Linked DNA regions of Homo sapiens: region 2 is linked to region 1. The links are chromatin loops, found by intact Hi-C in ENCODE. Cell type or tissue: adrenal gland. All regions are shown on one strand.

The links. A loop is a pair of places that touch in the nucleus more often than their neighbours do. Peaks named below come from ENCODE experiments on the same cell type or tissue, not always from the same donor. Only the 100,000 strongest peaks of a DNase experiment are listed, where the experiment ranks them.
Region 2: it touches region 1 in a loop (3-fold over the local background); 2 of 110 quality-filtered maps call a loop at or near these places.

Annotation. Positions count from the first base shown.
Region 1 is chr7:155,800,752-155,808,751 of GRCh38, forward strand. It overlaps SHH (sonic hedgehog signaling molecule), which reads right to left. Exons shown (of 3, transcript NM_000193.4): 2 at 5,545-5,806; 3 at 1-2,975. The coding sequence ends at 2,149. Among named protein-coding and RNA genes, the nearest start is that of SHH, 7.7 kb to the right of the region's middle. RefSeq lists a silencer at 4,329-4,508 and enhancers at 4,415-5,384, 5,385-6,353. In adrenal gland, no CTCF peak of the experiment used is centred here; DNase peaks (open chromatin) are centred at 4,634 and 4,840; H3K4me3 peaks cover 2,058 bases; H3K27ac peaks cover 1,671 bases; H3K27me3 peaks cover 1,211 bases.
Region 2 is chr7:156,541,063-156,549,062 of GRCh38, forward strand. The region is part of intron 2 of RNF32-DT (RNF32 divergent transcript); the gene reads right to left. It overlaps LINC00244 (long intergenic non-protein coding RNA 244), which reads left to right. Exons shown (of 1, transcript NR_024119.1): 1 at 1-39. Among named protein-coding and RNA genes, the nearest start is that of LINC00244, 4.6 kb to the left of the region's middle. In adrenal gland, a CTCF peak has its summit at 3,334 (motif pointing left); no DNase peak of the experiment used is centred here.

The DNA.
Region 1 (8,000 bases):
CCTGGTCACACACCCTCCACGGAAGGCCACTCAAGGGCAGACCCGTAGCAGAGCAGACCCTCAGGGACTGGGCCCAACCTCGGGAGCCAGCCCCTGCCAGGTGGGGCTGAAGTCTGTTCACTCCTGTTCCCTAAGCCTGGACCACCTTCTACACAGGCTGCAGCTGCTGGGAGGCCCCAAGCTCATGCAGCGCAACTCTTCCAAGGCCCAGCCTGCTCAGACGATTCGGCCCAAAGCACAAAGCATGGCAGACACCTTCCGTAAGCCAAAGAACTGGGAGTAGTCCTCCACCTGGGACCCTGACAACCGCCAAGGGCAGAGACCCTCTTGGCCAAACCTCCAAGGCAGCATGAAGCATGGAAGGACCTTCCCCAGCCCAGCGCCCACAGCAGCATGCTCTCTCAACAGGGATCAAAGTCCACGCCCGACCGCCATGTGACACAGACAACCAGTGTAGCCTGAGGACCTCAACAGCAGCCCCGACATTCCAGCGACTGGCCCTCGCCACTGTGGGCTTGCCACTCAGATTTAAGGGGACCCTCAAGAAAAGAGGATAGGAGCTTCAGAGAAGATCAAACCGGGTCCTCTCTTCTAAGGATGCTTTCTGGAAGGGACACAACAGGACCTCAGAAAGCAGCAATGAGCCTCCTCCCTACAGATCAGAGAAGCACAAACAGGGTCAGGCCAGGGGTCTGCCCAGCAACCACACACAGGAGTCCTAAGAGAAGGTTGTTGGTGGCCATCCCCAGGCCACCTCCTCTGGGCTTACACATCAGGCTTTGCTAGTTAAGGGGTGGGGTGAGGGGGACAGCACAGTCCCCACGAATGGCACTCCCAACCTTTGGGAGTGTAGAAAGAGCTTCACACAATAAATACAAACAGAGCTGAGGTTTCTCCAGCCATGAGAAGAAACAAGTTGGTTTGTGTGCCTACTTTGGTTACCTAAGTCAGTCAGTCTGAGTTCACAGTATAAGCAACACATCTAAATAGAATATTGGGAGCTCCTGTCAGCGCTAGGTTTCCCAAACAAAGAAGCCAAAAACTAAAAGAAAAAGGGCTGCAACAGGAATTCTTAGTTATTAGATACTAAGCGTTCTGTGCATGGCACATTTTATTTCTATAAAACTATTACAAAATATTCAAAAATACATTTTAGTAAATTTACAGCGTTATTTCTCAATTTATTAATGCAAAAACATCCTTTGTTTTCTCTGTACAAACTGCAGGCTCCATCCTCGTGGGCTCGTCACTATGTGCGCTTTTAAAAAATATTATTTTCTAATAAATTCTTTGAAGTTAAAAATAACAGTTCTTCCAGTTTGTCCAAAAAAAAAAAAAAAAAAAAAAAAGAAAAGAAAAGAAAAAGAAAAGTGTGTGTGTATGTTGTGTGTGTAACAGTCTTGGCTTCCAAGAATGTGGCAAAATGGTGAATACAAAGGGAATATGAAACCATAAAGACAACAGAGGAGATGGCTGTTACATCGGAAACTAGTTAAATTAAAATAATATATTTTCATATTTTACACTATTTCAAAAATGAAATGTAATTCAGTTAAGTATTGATCTCTCAAAAAATCTAATTTACAATTCTGTGTATAAAAATATAATTTGTGGACCCCCATGAAGCACGTTTGAGTTTGCACTTGCTGAGAAGCAGGAGATGGAAGGGAGGGATGGCGGGGACAGAGGTTTGCTTTCTGACAGCCGGGACGAGGGACATGTAGAAAAATAGACTCTGAGCAGGTTGCTTGGCCTCACAAAATAATCTTTCCCCCGTGAGTACAGTTCACATGATCATAATAAATTATCCAAGAAACAAACTATTTAAGGCTCTTGAAGGTCCGGTTCATATTATTTAAAACATCTATTCATACCAAACAAATAAATAGCCAGGAGAGGAGGAAAAAATAACCAAAATAAAACAATAACCAAAAAAATTCAAAAAATATATATCAACTAAGCACAACAACAAAACTTCCCGGGGTCCTTGTTTCCTTAGAGTCTACTTTGGACTGTCCTACTTTATTATTCTTATTCTTATTATAACTCAGTCTGGTTCGTGCGCCTTTTCCGAGTGTCTTTTTGCTTTGCGTTGCTGTTGCTGCCCCGCCCCGCCCCCTCCCGCGCCCCTCCCCCGGCCCCCCGGCTTCAGCTGGACTTGACCGCCATGCCCAGCGGGTGCAGGGCCTCGCTGTCCAGGAGCCAGGTGCCTATTTGGTAGAGCAGCTGCGAGTACCAGTGGATGCCCGCGGTGGCCCCCGCACCCGGAGCGTCGGCAGCACCTGGAGCGGTTAGGGCTACTCTGCCGCCGCCGCCCCCGCGGTCCCCGCCGCCGCTGTCCCCGCCGCGGTCCGTGCGCGCGGGCGCCAGTGCAGCCAGGAGCGCGTGCGCCAGGCGGAAGGGCGCGAAGGCCCGGTGCGCCCAGCTGTGCTCCTCGATGACCGCGTAGCACGAGGCCAGCACCCGGTTGATGAGAATGGTGCCCTGGGCCGTGAGCGGCGCGTAGGCGCCCGCGGCCTCCTCGCTTAGGGTCACGCTGTGCACAGCGGCGGGCAGGAGCCGGCGGTCCCCGTCACGCTCGGCCACCACGTACACGCGCTGGCCCGGGCGCACGCGGCTGGCGAACAGCGCCCGAGGCCCCAGTGCGCCCCCGGAAGGCGGCCCCGAGCCCGAGGACGCCTCGGGCTCCCCGGTGGCCGAGTCGTTGTGCGGCGCCACAAAGAGCAGGTGCGCGGCGGTGAGCAGCAGGCGCTCGCGCGGCTCCCGCGTCTCGATCACGTAGAAGACCTTCTTGGCGCCGTCGTCGCGGTCCAGGAAAGTGAGGAAGTCGCTGTAGAGCAGCCGGCCCTGGTCGTCCGCCGCCAGCACGCGGTCCCCGGGGCTCAGGTCCTTCACCAGCTTGGTGCCGCCCTGCTCCAGGTGCACCGTGGCCGAGCCCGGGAAGCAGCCTCCCGATTTGGCCGCCACCGAGTTCTCTGCGGGTGAGGAGAAGGGAAAGAAGAGAGGACAGGGCATTGAGTTCCGAGAGGGAGGCGCGTCTCGGGGAGGAGGGCGCACGCTTGGTGCCCGCGCTCCTAGGCCAGGGGTGCGCAAGGCGCGGGGCGGGGCGATTGATTCCAGGCGGGTCCCGCACACACCTCCCTCCCCCAACCCCACTGCCCCAGGGACAGGATTCCGACACATTCCTTAACGACTCTCTAAGTCTGGGCTGGCGGTCACAGAGGTTGGCTGGCGTTTCCTGCAGAGGCCGGTGACACTCTTTCCTTCCGCCTTCCTCCAACCCCACCCCCAGCTCCGCACACACCCGGCCTCGCCGCGAATCCATCCAGAGGGTGTTTGCTCTGCACTTGGATTCCTCAGGAAGCCTCCTTGAGCTCCCGCGGGCGCCGGGCGCACCCTCCTTCCCTCCCGCCCCGGCGCGGGGCGCGGCGCCTGCTCGCGCACTCAGCACCCGGGCTGCGCGGCGGAAACCCCTGGCCCGCCTGCCCGCCTGCCCGCCTGCCCGCAGCACCCTGCCGCGCCTCGGCGTGGGCCTGCGGAGGGGCGGGGGCGGGGAGTGAAAAATAGCTGCAGTAGTTGTAGCAACTGGACAAACATTCCAGAGATTGGCCGAGGTGTGAAAATCCGAGGCTTGTGTGGATTTTCTAATTAAAATCCAATAAAGGGCCCAGCATTGTCATTGTGATTTCTGGGATAAACAGGAGACACTCTTGGAAGGGGACACTTCCATTTTCTCCCCTCCCTGTTCTCAGCTCACTCTCTCCCCAGCTCGCGGGCCTCCCCCTCCCTATTTGCTCAGGTGCAACCCCCCCCCACCCCGTGTGCAATTCACAAGCACTATTTGCACAGCCAGGCCTCTCTTCCAAGCACTCAAGATGTGTATTTGAATTTTAAATGGCGGGGCCTGTTCGGAGCGCTGGAAGCGCCGGGTCTCAAGGCCCCTTGACTACCCGCTTTCTCGAGCCCTCTGTCGCTCTCTGAGGCTCACTGTCCCCAGGACAATAATTGAAGTTGGGGCGGAGCGCAGGGGGCCGGGGAGGAGGGCGGGGAGGGCCGTCTTCTTTGCATTCCAATCTCCGGGATCATGCTTTTTGCAAATAGAGATTGCCAGAAAGAATCTTCCTGCTGGAATTACAGGGGGCTTTTAATCTTCTCATCGGTTTCTCTGGCATGAAGTGCGGGGCTGGCCGTTGGAGGCCCTCCGTAGCCCCCCGGAATGCGACCCCGGGCGCTGGCGAGCCCGAGTCGTCGAGTCGCACGGCCCGGCTTGACACGCTGCGCCCCGCGCCCCCGCCCGTGTGCTCAGAATGCCAATGAGCGGCTCCCGCGCCGCGGCTCCGCTCTCCCGGCGCGATCCGGGGGATGGATTAGCGCTGCTCACTTGGGAGGAGGCCTCCGGAGACCCCCGCTAGGGGGACCCCGCGGGCAGGGAGCCGGGGAGGAGGTTTTGCGCAGGGGGCGCCCTGGGCCCAGGGGCCGCCGCCGAGCCCGCGAGGTGGGGGCGCCGCCTCCTGCCTGCCTGCAGCCGGGAGCTCTCCGGGCCGCACACCCGCCCCTGCCGCCCCCGCTCCACGCCTTTGCTTTCTGTGGGGACGAGAAGCCACTCTAGCCTTTACCTACAAGTGTGCCTTGACACCTTAACAGTGTTTTCCTACTAACATAGTGCCATTAACATGGAATTTAGGAGACAAGTAGGGAAGCCTGGAAGGGGGTTGAGGAAGGCAGAGTTTCCCCGAAATTCACCGTGAACGGCTTTGCTAAACGTGCCAATTTATGCGGGCGGAGAAGAGCGCTGTGCACACAGCCTCGGGCCGGAGGTTTGCGTGCGCGCGATGGCGCCTCCTCCACGGCTGTTCCTCGCCGGCAACAGCGTGTGGCGTTGCAGGCCCAGAGAAGACAGCCTCGCGCCGACTCGGGCCGGCGTTTCGGGGCCTGCCCGCCGCCCAGGGCGTCCCGGCCCGGCTCCCAGTAGGAACGCAGGCTCCGGGCGCGCCGCCTCCAGATGCTGGAGGTGGTTGCCCCTGGGTTTACTGCCGCCCACCAGGCCTCTCCCCAAAGGCAGCTTAGGATCCACGGGCGCCCGGCGGGGAGGAGCCAGGACGCGGGCTCCGGGGCAGGATAGACACCCCTGCGCTTGGGATAGCGGGTGGGGGCGGTTGGTTCTTAAGCCCTAAACGAGAGGAAGGAGCTCGCCCAGACCTGGCTAACCGCGCAGGGCTGTCTTCCCTCGCCTGGAAGGGCCTAGCGCCCCTCCCCCAGTCACGCTTTCCCACCCCCTGCAGTGGGGGCTCCAGAAGCGGGCAGGAAGCCACAGGACCCCATCTCGGGGCATGGAGAACCTTGGGCTCTGTGGCCTCAAAGGTAGGGGTGATTTCGAGGGGCCGGCACCTCACAGGGCAGGTTCCACCGCGGAAACGCAGTCATCGCCCAGCGACCCTGCTCCTGGCCCTCAGCCTCCCCCCAGGTTTCTTTTTCTCTTGAATCAAGCCGAGGTGCGCCAATGGCCTTCCTTGGGTCGGATCCGGGGGGCCAGGGCCAGCTTACCTGCTTTCACCGAGCAGTGGATATGTGCCTTGGACTCGTAGTACACCCAGTCGAAGCCGGCCTCCACCGCCAGGCGGGCCAGCATGCCGTACTTGCTGCGGTCGCGGTCAGACGTGGTGATGTCCACTGCGCGGCCCTCGTAGTGCAGAGACTCCTCTGAGTGGTGGCCATCTTCGTCCCAGCCCTCGGTCACCCGCAGTTTCACTCCTGGCCACTGGTTCATCACCGAGATGGCCAAAGCGTTCAACTTGTCCTTACACCTCTGCGAAGACAAGGGGACCCCCACCGACGGACACGTTAGCCTGGGCAACCGCCACCCCTCCCGGCCCCTCCATCAGCCTGCCCTGCCCAGTCTCAAGGCGCGAGGGCCATGCGGAGAGGTGGGGAGACGGGGGTTGGAATGGCCCAGACACACCGAAGAGCCGGGCCCTGGGCTGGGGAAGAGGGACAGCATTTGCGGAGGAGCGTGGAGGAGCACGTCCTCTCAGGGTAGAGCTGGGGGCCTTTCTCCAGGTCCTGAAACAGCCGATGCTCCTAGCGAGGCCTAAGAAGCAAATAAAGTTTCTCTGAAACAAGTGACCTGCATGTTTAAGACATCAACTACAGGACCCTCCAGGGGCACCCTCTGGGATACCCGCCCCGCCCCCACGTTGCCCTCCACTTCTAGCCCCCCTTCTGGGGCCCCTTTCTCCACCTGCGCAGCCTCCACCTTCTCCCCGCGTAGAATCCCTCACAGCAGGCCTGACAGAGACCTGGGCGCAAGTTCCCAGAAATAAAGAAAAATGCACTGCGCACTGCTTGGAGAATTGAAGGCCTTGCATTTATTTACCTCAGGCCCTAACCCTATCCGAGGCAGAGGGGAGGCGAGAAGCCGCTGGCGGGGCTGCGCGGTGGGCGGGAGCCTGGGTGGCAGGCGGCTAGGTGAGTTGCCACTTGCAGCACAGGCCGGGGCCGGGACAGACATTCTTTATCTGGACAGCCACATTCTTTTTGCCCGTCGAACCCTTTTCTGCCTGGCTTTTCTGTGGTCTGATTGTGTTTCTTGTTTTCTTTAACCTGTTCCCTTCCTCCGCTCTTGTGTTCTTGGCCCCAGCATAGAATGGCGTCCAGCAAGTTTGAAGAGCAAACTGAAGAGGTGGAGGGAGGGGGAGGGGTTTGAGAGGAGGGGGAGGGGAGACAGGAAGGCCTGAGGTCTCGGAGTCCTCCGCCTGGGGAGTTTCCCAGGAAGTTGCCTGGGAGGAGGCAGGAAACACTGACTAGGCAGATGCAGACGGGGTTACCTGGGATTCAGATTGTGGGGGTTCCCCTGGAATTCTGGGGTCACCCTCAGATAAGGATGCGACAGAAAGCAGTTGAATCCACTGTGTGTGTTTGTGGGGGCACTGACTTGCTTCCTGGATGTTTACCCTGCTGCTGCTGGTGGGACATGGGATTTAAAGAGGGGGAACTGGCACAGATGACGATGGTGGCATCCCCCAAGAAGCTGCGCCAAGTGGAGGCCGAGGGGCAATTTCAAGGTGACTTCTGCAGAGGGCGGGGCTGACCTCTAACCTCCTCCAGTCTGGAAGGATGCTCTGCTTGGAGTCTGGTTGTCGCCATGGAGGGACAGCTTCTATCCAGGGCCCTAACTGTAGCGTGGGTTGGGGGGACTCTTTCGAGAGGGTGGGGCGAGGACGCTGGCCCCACTGCTGCGGCGCTTTAAGGGGACGTGACAAATTGCGCAACAGGAAAAGTCCTGTGTATCTGGCAGCAATAAAACCCAGTAATATGGTTGTAGAGTTCAACATGCAACAACTGGGGGTGGGGTAGGGCTGGGGGCCGCCCTGGTAACAGGTCAGTGCCTGCATGTTTGTGGGCCTGCCAGCAGTTAAAAAAAAAAGTCGGAAGGGCAGAGTTTGAGTGAGGTCATCTTGAGGATTGAACGCGTTTTACATGAAAATCAATCAGTAAACCAGGGTCAGTGTAGAGCTATGATGTGAGGCCCGTTGCGCGCAGGCGCACACCACCAACACGCACAGGGACCCCCATGCAAGCCCCCCACCCCACCGCAGCTCCCTCCCCTGGGGCTGTGCCGAAGAAGCTTTAAACAGCTTCCCAGGAGGGCAGCCAGGGAGAGGGCGGCAGGGTGAGGATGACCTGGCCCCCAGCTCTGTGAGCTGCGCCACTTGGGCAGGCATGGAGGACCCCGGGCAGGGAGACCCGGGTCCAGCCGGGCCGCGACGGGAGGTGGCTGCGCGAGTGAGGGGCGGAGGCCGAGGGTTGCTGGAGTTGGCGCCCCCGCCCCTTGCGCCCTCCTCCGGCCCGGGCTCCGCGCGGCCTCGGCTGGCGGCCTCTCCTCCGCCCGCGCTGGGCGGGATTGTCGCAGGCAAAGCCGGGAAGCCCAGGCCGGTTATTAATTCATTGGGTCGTGTGCCGCGAATCAAGCCCGACTCTGTGCAGCCACCGTGAAGCCCAGC
Region 2 (8,000 bases), 740 kb after region 1:
GGATAGAAGTGATATGCTATGGAAATCCTTACATTGTATGCTATTATGAAGTTGAGTTTTAAAACATTATAATGTGCTATTAGAAAAAAATCCTTTTTTATAGTCATTATTCTTCTATGGTCATATCTTTTTATTTTGTTGATGGGCTTAAGCCAGCTTAGTTGGTTCTAATGTGATTTGATTAGCACTATACTATAGCCTTTCTCAACGAATTACAACCTCCTAGAACAACAGCCGTGGCTTCATGGCTTTTACATTCTTCACAGCAGCTACTATTTGGCTGTGTCTATGATAGGTACTCAATAAATACTTACCGAATACAATCAAAAATTCTAAAAAGTATTGATACCCGGAACCTACTACTAACCTCGATCATTCTCTCATAACTCCTTCCTATTGGCATCAAGTGCAACGGCGGCCAAGAGAATGTGAATAGGCTGATACCAACCACTCTCCGTCCCAATTCAGAAAACATCAGCCTGTAACACAGTGTGACCCAGGAAACATGCCAGAGTGTGTGTGTGTGTGTGTGCATGCGCGCGTATGTGCACGTGTGCAAGTGAAAGTAAATGCTGATTTTGTTTATAGGATTTTCATTTTTGTTGAAAAGGGAAATGGGGAAAGGATGGCCCTAAAAGGCTAAAGCATAAAAGCTTGTAAGCGAGCCCTTGAGGCTTCACTTACAGTAAACTTATTTCTACTTTACATATCATTTTAATAATCCTGGGGTTTGTCAAGTTTTTACATCGAATGTTTTATATAATAAATATCACTCATTTTTAAAATAAAATCAAAATCCAAAACCATCCACCATCTACAATTCTTTTGCAAGAACTGGAATGTGTGCTGCAAAGGAAACGATCGACAGAGTGAGGAGGCAAACCACAAAATGAGAAAATATCCGTAAACCATCCATCTGGTGAGGGGCTAAACATCCAAAATACATGAGGAACTCAAGCTACCCTGCAGCAAGAAAACAAAGAACCTGATTACAAAATGGGCAAAGGATCCAAACAGACACGTCTTAAAGGATGAGATGCACACAGCCAACAGGTACATTAAAGATGCACAACTTCTCAAGTCAGCAGGGAGGTGCACATGAAAACCACTGGATATCACCACGCGCCTGTTAGAAGGTTATTACGAAAAACACAAATGGCAAGTGTTGGCAGGGATGTAGGGAAGGGGGAAGCTTGCACATTGTGTGTAGGAATGTAAACTAGTACAGCCATTTTGGAAGACAGCATGGAGGTTCCTCAAAAAGTTAAAAGTAGCACTACCATACAATCCAGCAATCCCACAGCGGGGGAAAGACCCAAAGGAAATGAAATCAGTATGCAGAAGGGATACCTGCATTCTCAGGTTTATTGCAGCACTATTCACAATAGTCCAGATTTGGAATAACCTAAGTGTCCATCGACAGATGAATGTATAAGAAATCGTGGTATATGGCCGGGCATGGTGGCTCACGCCTGTAATCCCAGCATTTTGGGAGGCTGAGGCGTGCAGATCACGAGGTCAGGAGATCAAGAACATCCTGGCTAACATGGTGAAACCCCGTCTCTACTAAAAATACAAAAAATTAGCCAGGTGTGGTGGCGCACACCTGTACCCCCAGCTACTCTGGGGGCTGAGGCAGGAGAACCGCTTGAACCCAGGAGGTGGAGGTTGCCGTAAGCCGAGATCACACCATTGCACTCCAGCCTGGGCAACAGAGTGAGACTCCGCTCAAAAAAAAAATCGTGGCATATATACGCAATGGGATATTATTCAGCCTTAAGAAAATATAAAAGGAAATTCTGTCATTTGCAACAATAAGGATGAACCAGGAGGACATTATGCTAAGGGAAATATCCAGGCACAGAAAGAAATACTGTGTGACCTCACTTACAGTGAAATTTAAAAAGTCAGTCTCATAGACACTGGAAGCAGAAAGGTGATTTTTGCCCCAGAGGCTGTGGTGGTGGGGAGAGGACGATGCTGATCCAAGGTCTCCCTTCGCATGGAGGAAGAAGTTCTAGTGATCTAATGTGCTTCATGGCAACCACAGTTAATAATAACATACTGTATATTTCAAAATTGCTAAAAGAATAGATTTTTAACATTCTTATCACATACAAAAAAATAAGTTGGTGAGGTGATGGATATGTTAATTAGCTTGATTGAATCTTTCTACAATGTATTACCTAGATCAAAACATCACAGTTTACCCCAAAAGTATACACAATTATTTGTCAATTAAAAACAATATGTGGCCAGGCACAGTGGCTCACACCTGTAATCCCAGCACTTTGGGAGGCCGAGGAGGGCAGATCACCTGAGGTCAGGAATTCGAGACCAGCCTGGCCAACATGGTGAAACTCTGACCCTACTGAAAAATACAGAAACTAGCTGGGTGTGGTGACGGGTGCCTGTAATCCCAGCTACTTGGGAGGCTGAGGCAGGAGAATCGCCTGGACCCGGGAGGTGGAGGCTGCAGTGAGCCAAGATGGTGCCACTGCACTCCAGCCTGGGCGACAGAGCAAGACTCCATCTCAATAGTAATAATAATAATAATAATAATAATAATAATAATGTAAAAAGTAATGTCTATTAAAAAAGTAGGGTAAGTACACTTTTGATGAAGATTTTTGTTTGATTAAACAAAGAACTAGAATGTGTTTGGGACTAGAGGTGGAATAAAACATTATTTTCTCAGGTTGATTTTTCACTCACAGAATCAGGAAGGCATTCCAATTCATTGAAAGGAGAGGCAGAGTGGGCGAACCTGCACCGGGCACGCGCACATGTGAGAAGCGCTGCCTGTGGCCGCTGGGAGGCTGCGCCATGGCCCGCTCCGGAGAGCTGCGAGGTGGCTCTGCGAGGTTTGGCTGGAGCTGGGCAGCGAGGCCTGCCCACGGGTGGGAGAGCCGCCGACCCGTCATGTTTGCTTCTCCCGCGCGCAGCCTCATGGGCCTGCGGTGAGATTTATGGTATCTATTATTGAGTTGTAGATCAGCCGAGATATTGCATGTCAGTGTAAACACCTTTTCACACTCTTCACCATATAACTTGTCATTTTTAATCTCCTACATTGATGTTAAACATCTCCTTACCATCAAACTGTAAATACAGCATGGACCATTTTTCTACGTGACTAAAAAGAGTGATTGAAGAGCTGATTAAAAAAAAAATTCCTTGATTTATTTCACCCGAGTTTCCTCAGAAATATGCTATGATTTATGTCCTAGCAGAGGCTGTCTGATTAGTTCACTCTGGGCTAAAAAGGCAAACCATTAAAGGCATTAAAATTTCAACAAGAACGTTATCTCCACAGTCAGCACAATAGTGACATCTTGTGCCTAGGAACTCGGGAGATAGCACAGCCCTGCCACTTCTCGGGTCAAACCTGGGGCCCCAGGAACCAGCACACGGCCAACCGCGCACAAAGACTAAACTATTTAAAACGTTGACGGTTCCTCCATAGACGGACGGACTCCAGCAAGGGAGGCTGCTTTTTGAGTTAGACTTTCCATGTGCAGAACACAACTGGGTGGTCCTAGCGCCTTTTCTCATCATACAAGAGAGTCTGCAGCTTCCAGGCGTTCCAGGGCCAGGGTTCCAGCCCCACTCAGGCCAACTTTAAATCACGAGCCCATTCTTCTTCTGTAAAGTAAAGGCCTCAAGTCTGAGGTCAAACTTTTCATATTTACAGTTCTTGGATTATTTTCATTAGGAAGACTATTAAAAGGAAATAGAAAGCCTGTCGCATTGTCAGTTAACACATTTTGTATCACATTAAGACAAAGACAGTGCCTCTCTGTCTCAAGGCGTCCTCGGTTAACACTAACAGTTACCTGTAGGCACAGACCCAGGCAACCACAGAACTCCAGCACAGCACACAGAAGGCGCTTCCGTGGCTCCCACACACCTGAAGGTCAGCTAGGGGTCAGCCGATCTAGGCTGGGTTCAGCTAGAGCAGCTCACCTCTGCTCCTCCAGTCTCTTCCTGGGAAGAGTGGGCTATCCTGGGCCAGGTCCCAACTCAAAGGAAGTGGGCTATCCTGGGCAAGTCCCCAACACAAAGGAAGAAGTGCAAGAGGCTGGGGGAAAAAAGGCCTCTGAGTTCTAGGCTTATGCCCCGTTCCATACGTCAATGCAACTCACACATCTGAATCCAAAGTCCAGGGCAGGAAAATGCAAAGCACCCCTTCAGCAGGTGGAGCTGCAGAGTCACATGTGTGAAGTCATGTGAATAACCCGAAGTCTAAGGAGGAGTAAAGGAGGGAACAGGAAGGCAATCTACCACTCCACACTGGGAGAAAAGTGAACGGAAATGCAGAGACCCCATCTGCATTTCCATTGTTCCTTGCACAGTAAACGCTCCAACCAACCCAACTACCAGAACCCACTTATTTGATTTAATTTAATAAGTATTTGTTTTGACTCTGTCTGACCAAGCCTTGGTGGTAGGCCAGAATCGGGGAACTGGTTTACCCACCTCCTACTCAGGCCTCTGGACATGCACCGCCTGGCCAGAGATCACACCAGGTAATACGGGGGCATATGCATTCAATACTAATGAGGCTTCCTGCTCATTACACAGAACACCAGAAAACACACACAAGATAAGTACAGGTTTCATTCAATCACTCTTTGAAAACACATCATCAAATTCAAATGAGTAAAGCAAACAGGTGTGTATTCCGAAGTAAAAAAAATTAAAAATTTTCTTTTTATAAAGAACTTTAGCATAAAAACCTGGATGTGAGAAACCTGGGAATACCTTAGTCAACAATTTGGATATAAAATTATTTTTAATTTGTTGGCACTGAGGTAATATTTTTTTTCTCAGTATGATGGCCTTTTTATCCAAGCATATATTTGTGAATTTTGTGTTAGACTTATTCTATATCTGACACATTTCGTGAATGGGCCGGAAAGGTCTCCTGACATCAGTTACAGGCCTGAGAAAACTCATTACTACAGCGTTTTAACAATTTTAAATTCAGGTGTTCCCTGTAGAGTAACAGATGAAATGCACACAGGATCTCTTGGGGAGGAGACTGAGAAACGTGGCACAAAGCTGTTGTTGCCCAGGAAACAGACACAGCAGCAGAAAACCACGGGAGGGCTGCCTCCCGGTCCGTCATCATTGGAAAGCCTCCTGTGCTGCAACTGCTGTCCTTCCAGCAGTTAGAAATCACGGAAGTGAACACGGATGATGATGAGGATGAAGGGAAGGGGTGGCTGCACGGCGAGATCTCTCATCCATCAGAAACTGGGTCTTCTCCAAGCTCTGAAAGACTCTCTTGGAGGTGCATGTTGCACTAAGGAGCAAAGTGACAACATCCAAAATGTGCTTTTCTCAGTTCAGCAGAGAAGTTGTACACACATCAGTTCAACATGGCAAGAACGCTCACCAACGATTATCTGCACCCGTGTGCTCCTCACAGCATTCTTCAACCTTCCTGCTGCGCTTGAGCCTTTTCCAAACAAAAACGTTTAAAACATTCAAAAATAAATAAATGTCCTCTTGCGGGCTTCTTGCCAAGATGTCATTATAGCATCAGTTTTGAGGTTCCCTCTCAGGCCCAAACATTTACCATGACAGATAAAATCTACCAACCACACCACCCCCCGCCCCACCCCCTGCCAAAAAAAAAAAAAACATGATCAAGCTCAAATTTAGCTAAATAACTCTATGAACCAAAGGTGATACAAAAATGGAAAGCTGGCTGAGCATGGTGGCTCACACCTGTATTCCCAGCACTTTAGGAGGCTGAGGTGGGTGGATCACTTGAGGCTAGGAGTTCAAGACCAGCCTGGACAACATGGTGAAACCTCATCTCTATTAAAAATACAAAAATTAGCTGGGCGTGGTGGTGCATGCCTATGATCCCAGCTACTCAGGAGGCTGAGGCAGAAGAATTGCTTGAACCCAGGAGGCGGAGCTTGCAGTGAGCCGAGATGGCGCCACTGCACTCCAGCCTGGCAACAGAGCGAGACTCCATCTCAAAAAAAAAAAAAAAAAAAAAAAAAAAAAAAAAAAAAGGAAACCTGAGAGTAGTGGAGTTTGAAAACAGCACGACAACCATGACACAGCATCCCCGAGGTACCAGGTAAACCAGGCTCACAGACGAGCAGGGCCAGAGGAGGGTCCGACCCGTTTAACGCAGCCAGCAACATTAACACTAGAACCAGAGCGGGAAAATGCAGGAAAACGTCACTTGCCATCCCTGCTCTTGCTCACACACGCAAGAATTCCAAACTCAATATTAGCACATCAGCCGTGTATACAGATCATTTATCATGGCAACGTGGGATTTAACCCAAGAGTGAAAATGGTTCAACACCAGAATATCTACAAAGTAACTACTAAGTTAACCTAACAGATTAAAGAAGAAAAGACATATGCTCTCCTCAGTTGATTCAGAAAAATCATTTTATAAAATTAACAATCATTCATGTGTTTAAACAATATACAAAATAGAAAGGAACTTTCTTAACCTGACTTTTTTTTTTCCAAAAAAAAAAAAAAAAAAAAGGGTCGGGGGAAGAATCAAAAACTCACAGCAGGGCATGATGAAATTTCAGCTCACTGCTAGGTGCCTGTCTAATTCTTCAAATCAGTATAGGGTTGCTTTTCCCTTGCAGCTTCCAAGAGGACAGTTATTTATTATTGATGTTTTAAATTTTTTTTATTTGGAAAAAGCTCAAGTTGCTGATGTAGGAGGTTGCTTGTGGTGAGCCAGTGCTCCTGCCAATATTAAACAGAAAATCTGGGGAAAAAAAAAAAAAAACACCCCGAAGATCTGTTTGAAAGCATTGAAGCACCACAGAGACCACAGGACTTGAAACGGCCAAACCACGGAGAAGGGTAAGCTCCCCAGAGAGGGGGCCACGTCCTGCAGCTTCTCCCATCAAGCCTGATATAGAGCGAGACTGCGGTCTGCACAAAGGGCCGGTCCTGAGGCCACGACTGAGAGGCAGAGACCCCACCCAGGCTTCGGCAGGCTCATGTGGATGGAGAACTAAAATGAGAGACTCGAGGGACCAGGTTCCCCCTGAGAAGGGGAGGGATAAACCAGTCCTGGCGGGTGTCAGCATTTTCCTTCACACATACGCTGCCTTATGAGGCTGCAAGGGGTGGAAAGGCACCAAGCCAAAAAGAAAGCCCCAAGCCACAGTAGCGAATGTTTAGCAAGTTCTAGAAAAATCAAGGCTTGGAGATTAGCACCTGCCGAGAAGAGGAGCCTGCTGATCCCCACGGCCTTTGGCTGAGACCCCAGGAGGGGAGAGGCACACAGAGCCCAGCTGACGGCCCAGCCTCAAGTCAGCTTAGACCACAGCGAGGGAAAGGCAACCATCGCCTCCTTGATCTGCCTCGCACAGAAAGCATGAACCCTCTCTGGGAGCAGACAACACCCAGAGATCTCACAACTGTTCATATACAAGGTCTAGAATTCAGGGCGGGCAGGGGAATTCCAGGCACATTAACGTGACAGAACTCAGTGACCAAAAGTCAGGGGAAACAAGTCAACAGAAATACACCCACCTTTGATGCACATATTGAAATTACCGGGTAAGGAATTTAAAATAGTTTATGGATATGTTCAAGGAAATGATGGGGAAAATAATGAAAAATGGGAAATCTCACCAGAGAATTGACATCTATTAAAAAGAACCAAATGGGAATTTTAGAACTGGAAAATACAATAATTGAAATTAAGAACTCAACAGATGGGTTTAACAGCAGATGATACCCAGCAGAAGAAAGGGTCATGAACTAGAGTCCAGGTCAATGGAAAATGTCGCGACTAAAGCACAGAGAAGAAAAGGGTGGGGACTGCAGAAGACAGCATGATAGGCCTGCTGGACTTCAGGGAAATGACCTAACATGCCTCAAACTGCAGATCCAGAGAGAAACCAAAGCCAGAGTACAGAAAAACCACTGTTTAAAGAGATCATCGGTAACATTTTCCAAAACTAATGAAAGACATCATCAAGGCAAGCCATACA